2 separate regions of the Homo sapiens genome follow, and region 1 is linked to region 2. A link is a loop called in an ENCODE intact Hi-C map of the cell type or tissue named here. Cell type or tissue: Caco-2. All regions are shown on one strand.

The links. Hi-C counts contacts between places; a loop is a spot of excess contacts. Peaks named below come from ENCODE experiments on the same cell type or tissue, not always from the same donor. Only the 100,000 strongest peaks of a DNase experiment are listed, where the experiment ranks them.
Region 1: a loop joins it to region 2, with 4 times the contacts of the local background. A loop is called at or near these places in 3 of 110 quality-filtered maps.

Annotation. Positions count from the first base shown.
Region 1 is chrX:115,341,170-115,349,169 of GRCh38, reverse strand. LOC107985681 (a long non-coding RNA gene) reads right to left here and starts at 5,662. Exons shown (of 3, transcript XR_001755944.2): 1 at 2,825-5,662. RefSeq lists an enhancer at 3,604-4,103. In Caco-2, no CTCF peak of the experiment used is centred here; DNase peaks (open chromatin) are centred at 3,659 and 4,169.
Region 2 is chrX:115,404,813-115,412,812 of GRCh38, reverse strand. No RefSeq gene overlaps it. Among named protein-coding and RNA genes, the nearest start is that of LUZP4, 120 kb to the right of the region's middle. In Caco-2, no CTCF peak of the experiment used is centred here; no DNase peak of the experiment used is centred here.

The sequences.
Region 1 (8,000 bases), 64 kb after region 2:
CCAATCGAGGTATGGCCCAGAGACCACGTTTATTAGAAGCACTTGGGAACGTTGTTAAAAATGCAGACTCTAGATACCTATTCTAGACCCGTGGTATCTCTGAGGGTAGAGTCCATAAGTATGCATTTGTGAAATGCTTCCCAGGTGATTATGATGCAACTGAATATTTGAGAACCAGCACTCCACAGTTTGGTGTGTAAAAGAAGTAACGACCCTGGAAACTGATGACCTAATAGATCTGGCTCCACAACTAATTTCCTGTGTGACTTTGGGCAAATCAATTAATTTCTCTGGACCTCAGTTTTCTCATCTGCAAAAAGGGACAAGTCTCTTCTTTTCATCCTCCCAAAGTTGTATAGATCAAATATAAATGTATGCGAAACTTCTTTAGAGATTATAAAAACACACGTTATTATTAGTAGTAGTAGTATGGGTGGGGTCAGGGAAAACAAACTGAAAAAGGAATGCTGTTGGCAAAGACTGATGGGAAGGGAATCCAGTTTTTTTCTTTTTCCCATCAGAGTCCAGACAATGGATTATAGTACTGTGGAACTTCAAGGTTCTTTCCAAGACACAGCCTCCCTCCCCCTACCTCCATGCTTTTGCAGTTTACTATTAACAGTGAAGAAGGAGGCTTCTCTCTTCCACAATATTTATTTAGGTGAAAAACCTATCTGAGCAGGTTGAGGTCAGCTCCAAGTTGAGATCAATGGCCAACATGGCACTGTCAGTCAGGAAGACATTGGATCTTTCCCCTTCCTTATTAGGGGCAAATGTAATTAAACAATAGTCATCTACATATCAGCAGAGATGGAAAACAATAGATATTTTTGTGCTCATTTAAAGTTAGGCGGCGCCGGCGAGCGCCGCCCGGGAGGCAGCGGCTGGAGGAGCGGACGGGCCCCGCGGGGCCCGAGGGCAAGGAGCAGCCGCATGCCTTGGCCTCCCAAAGTGCCGAGATTGCAGCCTCTGCCCGGCCGCCACCCCGTCTGGGAAGTGAGGAGTGTCTCTGCCTGGCCGCCCATCGTCTGGGATGTGAGGAGCCCCTCTGCCTGGCTGCCCAGTCTGGAAAGTGAGGAGCGTCTCCGCCCGGCCGCCATCCCATCTAGGAAGTGAGGAGCGCCTCTTCCCAGCCACCATCACATCTAGGAAGTGAGGAGCGTCTCTGCCCGGCCGCCCATCGTCTGAGATGTGGGGAGCGCCTCTGCCCCGCCGCCCCATCTGGGATGTAAGGAGCGCCTCTGCCCGGCCGAGACCCCGTCTGGGAGGTGAGGAGCGTCTCTGCCCGGCCGCCCCGTCTGAGAAGTGAGGAGACCCTCTGCCTGGCAACCGCCCCGTCTGAGAAGTGAGGAGCCCCTCCGCCCGGCAGCTGCCCCGTCTGAGAAGTGAGGAGCCTCTCCGCCCAGCAGCCACCCCATCTGGGAAGTGAGGAGCGTCTCCGCCCGGCAGCCACCCCGTCCGGGAGGGAGGTGGGGGGGGGTCAGCCCCCGCCAGGCCAGCCGCCCCATCCGGGAGGGAGGTGGGGGGGTCAGCCCCCTGCCTGGCCAGCCGTGCCGTCCGGGAGGGAGGTGGGGGGGTCAGCCCCCCGCCCGGCCAGCCGCCCCGTCCGGGAGGGAGGTGGGGGGGTCAGCCCCCCGCCTGGCCAGCCGTGCCGTCTGGGAGGGAGGTGGGGGGGTCAGCCCCCCGCCTGGCCAGCCGTGCCGTCCGGGAGGGAGGTGGGGGGGTCAGCCCCCCGCCCGGCCAGCCGCCCCGTCTGGGAGGTGAGGGGCGCCTCTGCCCGGCCGCCCCTACTGGGAAGTGAGGAGCCCCTCTGCCCGGCCAGCCGCCCCGTCCGGGAGGGAGGTGGGGGGGTCGGCCCCCCGCCCGGCCAGCCGCCCCGTCCGGGAGGGAGGTGGGGGGGGGGGGGGTCAGCCCCCCTGCCTGGCCAGCCGCCCCGTCCGGGAGGTGAGGGGCGCCTCTGCCCGGCTGCCCCTACTGGGAAGTGAGGAGCCCCTCTGCCCGGCCAGCCGCTCCGTCCGGGAGGGAGGTGGGGGGGGGTCAGCCCCCCTGCCCGGCCAGCCGCCCAGTCCGGGAGGTGAGGGGCGCCTCTGCCCGGCCGCCCCTACTGGGAAGTGAGGAGCCCCTCTGCCCGGCCACCACCCCGTCTGGGAGGTGTACCCAACAGCTCATTGAGAACGGGCCAGGATGACAATGGCGGCTTTGTGGATTAGAAAGGCGGGAAAGGTGGGGAAAAGATTGAGCAATCGGATGGTTGCCGTGTCTGTGTAGAAAGTAGAAGACATGGGAGACTTTTCATTTTGTTCTGCACTAAGAAAAATTCCTCTGCCTTGGGATCCTGTTGATCTGTGACCTTACCCCCAACCCTGTGCTCTCTGAAACATGTGCTGTGTCCACTCAGGGTTAAATGGATTAAGGGCGGTGCAAGATGTGCTTTGTTAAACAGATGCTTGAAGGCAGCATGCTCGTTAAGAGTCATCACCAATCCCTAATCTCAAGTAATCAGGGACACAAACACTGCGGAAGGCCGCAGGGTCCTCTGCCTAGGAAAACCAGAGACCTTTGTTCACTTGTTTATCTGCTGACCTTCCCTCCACTATTGTCCCATGACCCTGCCAAATCCCCCTCTGTGAGAAACACCCAAGAATTATCAATAAAAAAATAAATTAAAAAAAAAAAAAAAAAAAAAGGCATGCGGATGGTACATGCCACAGGTAGTCATCATAAAAGGCACAGAAAATATTGTTTATTCTTCATGTTTAATAGACTGCTATAACAAAATACATTACCCTGGGTAATTTATAAACAAGAGAAGATTATTGCTTACAGTTCTGAAGGCTGGGAAGTCCCAGATCAAGGCATCAGCAGACTCAGTGTCTGATGGGGTCTCACTCTCTGCTTCATGGATGGCACTTTCTTGCTGCGTCTTCACATGGCTGAAGGGCCAAACAAGCTCCCTCTGCCCTCTTTTATAAGGGCACTAATCCCATTCATGAGGGCTCTGCCCTCATGACCTAATTACCACCTAAAGGCTCTGCCTTCAATTACCACCACGTTGGGGATTAGGTTTCAATATATGAATTTTGGGGGAGACACAAACATTCAGACCATGGCACTTAAAGAGTCCAAACATTTGTTTCTGATATAAATAGAGGGATCTGGTTATTTTCAAGGTGGGTTACCCTACTTAGGCCCCATTAATTCCCCTCTACTCTAGAAAGTTTTAGTCATAGGATTTCATCAAGGTTGTCAACACTCCTACGATTCAAATTGAGTCTAGAGTTTTATCCCAACATCTGGCTTTCAATTTCGGAATGTCTAGGTCATTCCTGCCTCTCAGAAAAGAATGTCTGTCCACTTGTCCATTCCCCGAGTGCTCTAGCTTAGTGCCTTTCCCCTCTGCCATTCTGACTTTCCAACAGGTAAACACAGTTCATGAACTTTAGCTTGCAGAGCAGAGGCTGTACCTGAGGTGACCCCAAAATTCATCCAAATATTCTATCCAAGGGCAGGCAAATGCTACATGGGAAATCACAAAGAGGAGGAAAAAAAGAGAGAGAAGAGACAAAATGAAGCTTTGACAAGCAGCTCAGCTGGGCCAGCCCCTTGGAAGGGAGCCAGCATTGGGAAAGCAGCAGCAGCTCTGGGTTTCACAGTCAGTCTGGAATGCACTTCAATACAGCCCAGCCTCCATCTCGTTAGAGGCCTAGTGTTTGATGATTCAGCTGCTTCCCGGCTGCCAGGAGAGATTTGGCCAACTGTTTGAAAAACACTGTCTGCCCTAGACCACACTTGTTTTTATTCTCTGCCTGTTGTCAGGGGCCTCTTCTGAAATGGAACACCTCAGGAAATCAGACCCAAACTCTGAAGAGTTGATGCTCCCTCTTGTGCCCCTTTTCAAAGGCAATTAAACCAACATAGGGATTGTTTGCAGCAAAGTGCTTTCCTAGTGATGTTGAAAGCAGACAATGTGTTACTAGGAAATGATCTCTCATTAGATCTCCTTTAGATCCAATGAAAAACATGGTGTGCTAGCAGACATATCAAACATTAAAGGCACAGCTGAGATCTGCCATTGCTGAACTCCCCATATATCAATTTGTTCAAAGATGCAGGTTAAAGGGTAATGGAGACAAGCATTCTGGGAAAGGATTGAGCAAGAGCCTCTGCTGTCAGCTGGACTCTTGAACCCTTCTGTTTGCTTCTGAGAAGTCTATTAGAGCTGCAGGCACAACTTTCTAACAAAGAAAGCTGACTCTCGAAGTGGACTGGGCTTCCTCACACAGAAACGAACATTTTACCTTAACATAGCTTAGCAGCTAAGAGGATGATCTTTGGAGTCAGAGTGCCTGAATTTGTAGCCCTGCTCCACCATTCATTAGTTCCGTGAACTTAAGACCTCTCTGTGCCTCACTTTCCTTACTGTAAAATGCGCCCAATAATAGCACCTTCTTTATAGAGTGTGAGATGCAGAGCCTAAAGTTGACATAGGTGAGTGTTTAGAATAGGGTCTACCATATAATAAGCCTTCCACAACAGCATTAACTATAATTATTATTATGCCCCTGAAGGCATTCTAGCTAACACCTCTCTTGTACCGTGTGGCAGAGTGATTGAGAACACAGCTCTTTTAGTAACACAGTCTTAGATTTGAATCACTTCCACCACTTACTAGCTGTTTAGGCTTGGTTAAAGTTACCTAACCTCTGTAAGCCTCAGTTTCTTCATCTGTAAAATGGGGATAATAATTGTACCTATGTCATAGGGCTGTTGTCAAGACTAATAAACTATGTAATAAACTTTAGCCAGGTGTGGTGGCACACACCTATATTCCCAGCTGCTTGGGAGACTGAGGCAGGGGGATTACCTGAGCCCAGGAGTTTGAGGTTGCAGTGAGCTATTATTTCATGCCACTGCACTCCAGCCTGGGTGAGAGTGGGACTCTAATAAGTAAATAAATAAAAATTTAAAATTAAACTATGTAATAGACTATGTAAAATGCTTAATGCAGTGGCTGGTCCATAGTAAGTACTCAATAAATGATAACTGATAATATAATATGCCTAAAATTCCATAGTTCTGGAAACCTCATATCTGTTTTTTCTCCTAGTTTTGCCTCTATGTTCATACTGAATAATAAACATTCAGTGTCTGCCTTTCCTTATTTGCAAAAAAAAAAAAAAAAAAAGCAACAATGTCTTCATTAACTCTTTGCTCAGGAGGAAGCAGAGTTACCCAAGAGGGCAGGAAGTGGAAAATGGGACTCCTGTCTCTTCAACCCTGAGATGCTTCCATGCTCTCAATAGTCACTTGCGCTAATCAGCTGAAAAGGGAACCAACTGGAAGCAAAACCAGAGTAAATTGACAATTACCAAACTCTTTCTTTTTATGAAAATGCTTGGTTATTTGTCAGACTTTTGGTCTATTCAGTATTTCTCAGTGTATTCTTTATTCCTCTTGTATGGTGTGACAACCTGGGTGGGAAGGGTAACAAGGAAGAGAAACAAATCCCTGGCCTTCAAAACCTCTCCTGTTGCTTGGCATGGAAAGTGGGCTTTCCGGAGAAGATAGTGTGACCCTGTTGAAACGAGAAGCCCATCTAAACGGTTGTAATGGCTCTGTACTCCTCTCATGCTCCAGCCTGTTCCTCAGCTGGGAAACATGATTTAGAAAAAATCCACGTTGCCCCCTTTCTCTTGTACTTGCTGTGTGAACATGCAAAAGGTCTCATATTCTCCCTTGTTTTTCAAGCAATACATATATTGAGATTGAAGAGGACAGCATTGCTCTAGCTTTATTCTGGAATACGAAAAGAAACTAGATCCGAATCAACAGATTCTCAGAGAGTGATTTAATGTGTCACTGGAGCACTTATCTCCATAGCATCGTCACTTGACTTTTTGCCCAAATTTACAGAATTGCACATGTAAATCCCTGCGTGGAATACCCTTCATGTGGCTGTGCTTCTGCAAAGTCCACACTAACTCTCTCTTTTCTCTTTGATGCAGTGGCTGGCCCATAGCAAATATCATTGATTTCTAGCATGGTTTCAAAGGAGCTTCCAGAGATTTCCTGATATCTAATTAATTTCACCCTTCTCAGGCTCTTCTCAACTCTCTTGTCCTCATCCCGTCATCTCAGAATTCTTCACCAGAACTGAGAAGGTAGATACACAGATGGTTAGCCCCTTTTGGAAGCCTTGTCTTGCTCTGTACAGACACAGTCATTAGCGAACCACTCTTTTATTAATTTTCAAGAAGGAAAAACATACGCAGATGCCATTTTATATTACTGTTTAAGCATGTTAAAATATTATAAAGTGGGTTCTAGGCATTTTAACAGCAAAAGGCAGTGAAGGATATTTTAATAGTCACTATAAATAGCAGCCCATTGTACTACAATTATTAAGAGTTAATTATTGGGTGCAACAGAATATGGAACAGACTATTGTGCCAGGAAGTGTTCTCCAAGAGTCTATTTTATTTTATTTTTTAAATTTATTTTTAAATTTCAGTAGAGATGGAGTTTCGCCATGTTGCCCAGGCTGGTCTTGAACTCCTGAGCTCAAGCGATCCTCCCACTTCGACCTCCCAAAGTGCTGGGATTACAGGCATGAGCCACTGCAAAAGGCCAAGAGTCAATTTTAAAAACCAATCTGGGGTGCAAAGTAAAAAAGCAAAGCTTGCTGGGCTGTGGTGGAAACCTGTTGGCAATGGTGTAAAATAGAGCAAGGCATATCTGGACAGAGTCTTCATGGATGGTCACACTTTGTCCACGTAGGGCGAGAGAAGACAAAGAAATTGGTTCTCGAAGGTAAAGTGTTCTCTCTCTCAGCTCTGTAGGCCCAAAACCTTGAGAGTCCACTTACCCATGGATGATTGAGCCTCAGAATGGCTTATACTATTCCTAATCTGAACTGCACCAAAATCTAAGCCTGAACACCCTGTTTTCTGCACAGGCCCCATCTCCTTGGTCAGGAAGTCCATTTAGAGAAACAACATACTGTCTAGATTTTATATTGTGGTATAATTAAATGACATGAAGTCAGAATAGACCAGGTGCAGTGGCTCACACCTGTAATCCCAGCACTTTGCGAGACTGAAGCTGGTGGATCGCTTGAGCCCAGGAGTTCGAGATCAGCCTGGGCAACATAGTGAAACCTTGTCTCTACAAAAAAAATACAAAAATTAACTGGTCGTGGTGGCACACACCTGTAGTCCTAGCTACTTGCGAGGCTGAAGTGGGAGGATCGATTGAGCTCGGGAGGTGGAGGTTGCAGTGAGCTGAGGTCCCCCTACTGCACCCTAGCCCAAGTGACAGAGTGAGAACCTGTCTCAAAAAAAAAAAAAAAAAAAAATCAGAATAATGGAACTAAGAGGTCTTTTCATCTTCCTAATGGAACAACCTCTACCACCTAAATATTTTTTGTCAGACTTCTGCCCAGTTATCAGAAGTCAGAACATCCTCTCTCTGGGAATGCAGAAGATAATGTAAACAGACATATAGTAACCATATTTGCTACTTTCTCTGACGACAATGTTGATTTTAGGAAAAAAGTCAACAAAACACTGAACAAAGCCCTGAAATTTTCCACAATGATGCATCAAAAATCTTTTGACTCTGCAAATTCTCTTTTAAAAGTTAAAGTTTCCCTTGTTTTCTTCAGGTGCCCTAGTCAGGATGGGGCTGACCCTAGTCCCTTTGGGAAGAGCTCCCAAGTGCCACTAATGTCTCTATAATGCCTACAAAGTCCTATTCCCTCTAAGCAAAAAGGGATCCTTTTTTATTTTTTAACTCGATTCCTGCCTCAACTTGAGAAGTACACAAAGATCAAAGGACTAGTTGGGTCTTGTGAGAAAGCGACAGCTTTATAAGGGGGAGTTGGAAGTGTCTCGGTGCTGGATATGCAATAGTTCTTTGACTTTTGCTGGACTGGGCCACATTACTAATTCCTTTTCTAAGCCATTTCTACCCTAATCACACATTATTCACCACTCCCTTCT
Region 2 (8,000 bases):
AAGACCCATCAGTGTTTTTAAAGTATCTCCAATGGTTATAACATACAGGCAAGGTGAGAACCAGTGCTATAGCACTGCTACGGTCTGACTATACGTATCCCCACCACAGTCATATGTTGAAGCCCAATCACCAATGTGATGGTGTTAGGAGATGGAGCCTTTGGGAGATTATTAGGTCATGAGAAGAGAGCCCTCATGAATGGGATTAGTGCACTTATAAAAGACAACCCCAGAGAACTGCCTTTCGTCCTTCAGCACGTGAGGACACAGCGAGAAGGTGCCATCTACAAACCAGAGGGCAGGCCCTCTCCAGACACCACATCTATCAATTCTTTGATCTTGGACTCCCCAGACTCCAGAAATATGAGAAATACATTTCTTTTGTGTGTAAGCCATCCAGTTTATGGCATTTTGTTATAGTAGTGTGAACTAAGGCAAGCATGATGCTTTCCTTTTCTTAATTGTGGATGTGGCTGGGCTTCCGAAGAGATGGAACAATTATTCACTGCCTAGATAATGTCTAGGTTGCTTGACTGAAGGATTTTAAGGGAGGCTCTGCTCCCCCTCCCCATCACATATTACATTCACCAAAATACACCATTGAAGATCAACAATATTCCTGTGGAGACATAATAGAAACAGCAGGCAGGAGCAGAAAATAAACACTTACATTTTTGAAAGATTTTCTGTCTTCAAGAGGTCCTGATTAAGCTGTTTGGAAAGGCCCACCTTGCCGTATATTTGTGTCTGTCCTGCAAAATGAAAAACTACATGAGGATGAACATTATAATAACAAAGCCTTATCATGGGCAGGCCTGATACCTGAAGTAAAGGTGCTTTTATAGTAGACTGAATGAAACCAAGGCCCTGAGGGAATGAAGTAAGCAGCTGGGGTTGGGAAATCCCAGAGGAAGACAACAGGGGAGCAACCAAAAGACTCACCTACCTCACAAGGGTTCCTCCAGGGGAGACTTGGAAATGAGGTCAGGCCTCATACAAGCACAATATAAAAGATCTGGCTGCTTTTCTGGAGGAGCTTGTATGGCCAATTATTCCTAGTGTAAACTAAAATTCTAAGTACCCAAACTGACTGAATTGGCCATCTCTCAGCCAATAGGATTCCAGAGTAACCTTGAAAAGTGAGTTCTAATGCTGGATAAGCACAGTGGCTCTCATCTGTAATCCTAGCACTTTGGGAGGCTGAGGGAGGAGGATTGTTTGAGCCCAGGAGGTTGAGGCTGCAGCAAGCCATTATTGCACCACTGCACTCCAGTCTGGGAGCAAGATACTGACTCAACAAAAAAGAAGAAAGGAAGAAAAAGAAAGAAAGAAAGGAAGAAAAAGAAAGAAAGAGAGAGAGAAAGAAAGAAGAAAAAAGAAAACAGAAAGAAGAAAGAGAGATAAAATAAAGAGAAAAGGGAGAGAGAGAGAGCGAGAGAGAGAAAGAAAGTGAATTCTTAGCCATGACGGAATGGGGAGTCAGATATGCCTCATTATTCTCCCTCCCTCCCTCCCTCCCTAACCACAATTAGACTTTCTTCCCTAAGGGTTTAACGGTAACCAGCCTTTTCAAAAGACTGTACCACTGATATGAACCAACCTCCTGATGCTGACCCTCCTTTTTTTGCGTAAGAGAGCACTGACCACGGAGTGGTCTGACCAGTCTATGAAGGATGTGCAGCAAGGGTTTTCATGTCTCCCACTTCACCTTTTGATGTCAGAAAGCCAAAAACTCTACCCTCAGATCATGCTAACACCACCATTTTTTTGTACACAGGACCCATGAAGGGGCATGAAGCTCAGTTATATATGTGCAGTTCTCCTTTCATAAATATTCATGACTCCTCCTATAGCTTATTGAATATGTATATTCAGCCACCCTGCTCAGCATAAATTCCTGTTCCTTTTGCTCCTCCCTTAAAGCATCTGTTTCTAGCTTCTGGCAGGAGGCTCTGCTTCCCAGCCTGTCAGAATGGCCACCCTGCAGGCTACAACCCTTTATGAGAAATAAAGCTCTCTTTTCCAAATTTGTGAACTTCATCATTCTTCAATTGACACTAGGTAGCTTACTTGTGGGTGTCAAACTAGATTTGTATGTGCCTCACCTTCTACCTCTTCAATAGCATTAGAGTTAGTGGAACTGAAATAGGAAAAGGAGGGCTCCAAAAACTTCAACCCCTGAAGCAAAATAAACTCATATTGCCTTGTCTGGGCCATAAAGTATGACAAGAAACAGTTTCCCACTCTTCGCCTCGCAGATTCAATAAGGTCTGAGTAGTGACCGGAGTCAGGGATTCTGCTTTGCACCACACAGATTACACCACTGAGAAGATCACTCTGAATTATAAGGCCATCTCCAAACTATCTTCCCCCGGAATTGCCAAGGTGCCTAAAGTTCTGCCATGAAAACTTTCAAGTAATAAAACTGGTTGGGTATTAAAGAAGATTTTCATTAACTCAGATTGGTAACGCCTTAGGCTAGGAATTCCTAGCCAGAAAACAATACCCTGGCTTCACTTTCTAGGTCTTCATGCTGGTTGCTTCTGTCATGCCTCACTATTTTCTACTTTCTGGGTTCTCCCTTCCTTTCTTCTGACTCTTGACTCTCCTCTCCTTATTTTCCTCTCTCTCTCTCTCTCTCACACACACACACACAGACACACACACAATGCATGCACACACAACTCTTAGAAACTCATGGCTTAAGCCTTATCAGCCAAGACCTTGTCAGTGATTAATTGACAGCTAACTGAGGGCGAGATCAATATTGAGGAAGAGAGAGCAGATACTATCAAAGAAAAACTATTTAGGAGATAGAACTGAATGACATTTACTATATATATCCTGGGCCACTGATTTTTCCAATGGAAGGGACAGGTTAGGAATCAAGAGTTACATGTACAAATAAAGATCAGCCAGGCAGCCATGTATATAATCTTTGGTTTCAAAAACAAAGCCTTTTAATTGAATTTCTTGTCAGGGAGAGTGTGGTGTGGAGGGTCACCTGGAGTATATCATGTAATAGAGCTGTTCCATACTCTTTACCCAAGGGGAAACAATCAGATTTCAGAAATACCATTGAGTTGTGTGTGCTGTGAGGCTAAAGGAAAATTCCATTTTTATCATCTCTGAATGATAAAGCTCCACATTCCTAAAATAGTTAGCTTAAAGCAGCAAAAGTCTAAACTGTTCTCAAATTCATAAGTAAACTTGGAAACATATATAGAATCGTTTGAGCATTTTGATGGATTTGCAGCTATGCAAGATATAATTCAGGAAGAGTTAAAAAAACAAAATTTGGACTTGAAAACCTTTCACCTTTATGAGAATCTTACTGATAACATTAGAACAGGTATGTCATAAAATGTGGTGTTTTTGTTTTTCTAGAACAGAAAAAACTATGGAATCTGAGGAAGATAACTTTGGAATATTGGTAGTTTCAAGGAATGTAAAGTGTAGCATAAACAGTTGTGGTACTGGAGCAAGACATGGGGGGAAGACCAACTTCATATCTCACCCGAAATAATTCATTTGGTTTCATTGGTTTTTATCAGGAATGTTGGCTAGTAAGCATGCTGAGAGTGAGGATTTAGAGAAAAAATGTGCTGTGTCTATAGAGAGCAAAATGCTGAGTGGGTTTGATTCAAAATTCACCACAGGCCAGGAAAAAGATTTTGCAAAACTCTGGCCCCTGTTGCTCATACATGGCCTTGGCTGTGTGTAAGCCTCACATTCAGTAGCTGCATTTGATTTTCAAAGAGCAGGGTCATTTTCTCAGCCTACACTTCTCATTAAGTTCCAAACACTTCCTTAGGATATGAAACCTCCCCCTTCTCTTTCACCACTCCTAGTAAGGCCAGCTTGTTCAGACAATACTGAAAGGGGCTGCTCTTTGGTGCTCAGACAGGATGTTCCATTGATATATCTTGCAGGGACATCCCATAAGCATTCGTTTGTTGGTGTCTCATACAAACATGAACTGTTCCTACTCAGACTGAATTAAATGTTTTATATAAAAACTGTCTGATGTTTTCAGCATTTGCTCCAGAAGAATTTAGCAATTACTTAGTCTGTGCAAGGTTCTGGGCTAAGCCCTGGAAGGAGAAGAGGGGTGCAGGAAGAGATGAAGCTCGAGGAACTGCTGAAGACAGAAAGATGAACAAGCTGTACCACTTATCTTTAATAATAATAGTGAATACGTATTGAACAGTTACTCTGTGCCAAGCACTGCGCTAAAGTCTTTACATGAATTAGGTAATTTAAACTTTACAACGCTACTATACTGCCTTTTGTAAATCAGGAAACTGAAATTCAGAGAGGTTAAGCCCAAAGTCACACAGCTAGTGATGGGATCAAGGTTTGAGCCTGATCTTTTTGATCCCAGAGCCACCATATGCAACTGCCATCCTCTCATGCCTTCAAAGATTCAGAATCTGGTAGGAAAAAGAAATATCTAAATGATCTCTAATAAAAGGAACAATATGGTACGTGCCACAAAAGATATAGGCAAACTGCTATGGGAGTGCAGATGAAGGTGTATTTAATATCTGGGAAGGCCTCATGGAGGGAGTAAAAATTGAACTGAGCCTTAAATGACAAGTGGGATTTTGGTAGATGGAGATGAGGGAAAGGGTATTTCAGGTAAAGGAGCTAAATCACAGAGTGACAAGTATAGTATAACTGGAGCATTGCATGTATCACAGAATAAGGAGTCGCAATGAAAAGGCTGTAAAGATCGCTACCCCATTGCTGTGTACCTTGAACACTAAGCAAAGACATCAGGATTTTATTCCTTCTTTAATAGGCAATGGAAAGTCAATCATGGTTTTTGTGCAGGCAAGTGATATGATCAGATCCGTGATTTCGAAGGAGAATTTCAGTGGCAGCTTCAATCATGAAAAGGTCAGAGGTCAACTATCAGTTGTGTGACTAGGGATATTGTCTAGATGAGGGATGGGCAAGAGCCTGAATGAAGGTGTTTCCACAGGGAATGAAAAAGAAGGGATAACCTGAGACAATTTCACAGTAGGTAATTACAGGAACTGGTAACTGAGTATGAGAGACAGAAATGATCTGAAGTGGATGTTAACATTTCTAGCCTGATTGATAAGGCAGATTATTGTGCCCCTTACTGAGAAATTAGGCATAGGACAAAGAGTAAACTTGGGACAGGGAGAGTTAGTCATGTCTGAACCTCAAGAAAAAGGCCAGAATGTAGATTTGAGACTCATCCAGAGAGAAAATATAGTCGAAAGAGGATGAAACTAGCCAGGGAAAATAGTATTAAATAAGAGAACATTTTCTGCTTCAGGCAATAGGATAGGTGTGTAGGGAAACCCTTCCAAAAAAAGAGTGCCTGAAAAGCTGGATAGAATATTTAAAATGTTTTTAAAGTGGAGCTGAGCTGAAGATAAGTAAGGAAAACAATCAGAGGCCAGACAATAAAGCCTGGTTTTCTAAAGGTAATCCAGCCAAGGTTTGTCTTGGAAGTATCTGCTTATCCCTGGTGGCCTAGAGTCAGTATTAAAGGACTGTGTGGCAGGACCAAAACAGGCTGTAAAGCCTGGCACCCACGCAAGGCAGTCAAGCCGATTGGAGAGTCTATCATAAAGCTAAAATCCTCTAACAGTGACTACCTCAGTGAGTGGCCTAGAAAATACCCTATCTCTACATAAAAGATACTTATCTGTCCAGGGATGAGGCAGAAGAGTGTGGGGAAAAATTATTTCCTCTGAGAATTCCCAACCACATACTCACACTCAAGCAGTTTTAGGAGCAGAATTCTATTCCTGTGTCTTCGAAACCATCATTCAGAAAAGTTAGTTTATGGTGGTCCTTGGTTAATAGCACCCCTAGGCACACCGTAGTAGCAAATTAAAATTTCTGCTAGAAGAATGGTTAAGTGGCCTCAAAGAATTCCCACAGATAAAATTCCAAAGAACATGAGCTCACAATGAAACAAAATCATGAAATCTACAAAGAAACAAACCGTTTTGAATGACAGTCTGCAGAAACAGAGCCACAAAGGCTCAGAAAGATAAGAATGATCCAATATTGAATAGAAAATAAGGATGTTCAATATGCTAAAATAAATAAAAGGGAATTTAAAGATGATTACAAAATAAGAAACTGTGAAAACTGAGCAGGAAGATTTTTTTAAAAAAGAGACCAAAATGGATGTGAGAAGTGGAAAATATAATTTAAGTACAAAATAAAATCTCCTTGGATGGGTTAAACAGAGAGCTGAAGACAATTCGTGAGTTGGAAAATAGGTCAAATGGTATTTCCCAGTAAGAAGCACAAAGCTATGAAATAAAATTCTGAAAGAGGCTAAAAGACATTGAGGATTGCATTAAGAAAAGTCTCAAATATATCTAAGTGAAGTTTCAGAAGGCAAGAGTAGAAAGAATGTAAAAGGAGTAATATATTTATGGAGATAAAGTTTTAACAATTTTTTTGGTATTTAATATAAATGAAAAGAAGAGGGGGAAGGACAGTACCTTGAAGAATACCAATACTTGTAAAGGTAGTTGCGGGAAAGAAGACTTAGCAAAGAAAACTGAAAATGACTTACTAGGGAGAAGATAGAAGAGCCAAGAGAATCCAGTGTCATGAAAGCAAAGAGTAAGCATGTTTCAAGAAGGCCAATGTCAATAATTATAAATGTTGCAGACAAGTCAAGAAGGATGACAATCAGCAATCACTTACTGAGTAGTGTCTACTATGTGTCAGGCATAGTGCTAGGTGGACACAAAGATGGATAATATGTGATTCCTGTACTCAAAGTTATGGGAGAAATGTAAATAACATATTACAATCTAATCTAATTAAGGCTATAATAGGCATGAACAGAGTGCTCTATGAGCAGAGAGAAAGAGGCTTTCTTCCTGTGTAAGGATCGTTCTTTCTAATGAGCTCTTCTCAGCTGTTTATCTCATGGGATTTTTTTTTTTAGAATTCTGAATATGCATTTATCTTTCATCGAAACATCATCTTTAAACACACTGTCAGCTCTATCTCCCTCTTTATCTGCATCATTTTGGGGCATGTAATATTCAATAAGATTCTGGTGTCTAGTATGAGCTTGAATGGCAGATCTTTAAGTAATATTTATGTGCCTGTTCTCAGAGTCTGGGCCAAATAGTACAGACTTGCTTCCCCTTTCCATTTGCCCTGCCCTCAGCTTAGTTCAGGATCTCACCACATTCACCTAGGTCTTCGATAGCCTCCATATTTTAGCTCTGATCATAACATTCCCAGCTCAAACTTTCATTCATCTTAATATAGCCCCGTTCATAGCACTATGACTTCATAGTGGAGACATTAAATAAATATAAATATTGAAATGAAAGAATGCTCAATCTAAAAATAAGCAGAAGGAAATATCCCATTGTCATGTGAATAATTTGATTTTCCAAATCAATTAAAGAAGATGTCATTTGAAGGCATATGTTATCAATTTGTTTGCTTGCATTCTGCCCAACTTCATTCCAAAAAATACAGTAGTCAGTGGTTAAATGTGTGTGTGTGTGTGTGTGTGTGTGTGTGTAAAGTTATGTTCATATTGCAAGTTTATATTTAATTCAACAAAGATTTGCTGAATGTCTACTATGTGTGTCTCTGCAACTTATTGGAGAAGTACAAAGATGTATTCAATACCAATAAGAGCCATTATACATATATATGTACGTATTATATATACATATATGTATACGTGTATACATATACACGTATATGTATACATACATATGTATAATATATACATATATATTATATAAACGTATATATGTATATATGTGTGTATATATGTATATATTTATATATGTATATACGTATATACGTATACGTATATACGTATATACGTATATATGTATACGTATATACGTATATACGTATATATGTATATATGTGTATACATATACATATGTATGTATATGTATACACACATATATATACACATATGTATATATGTATATGTATACACATATATGTATACATGT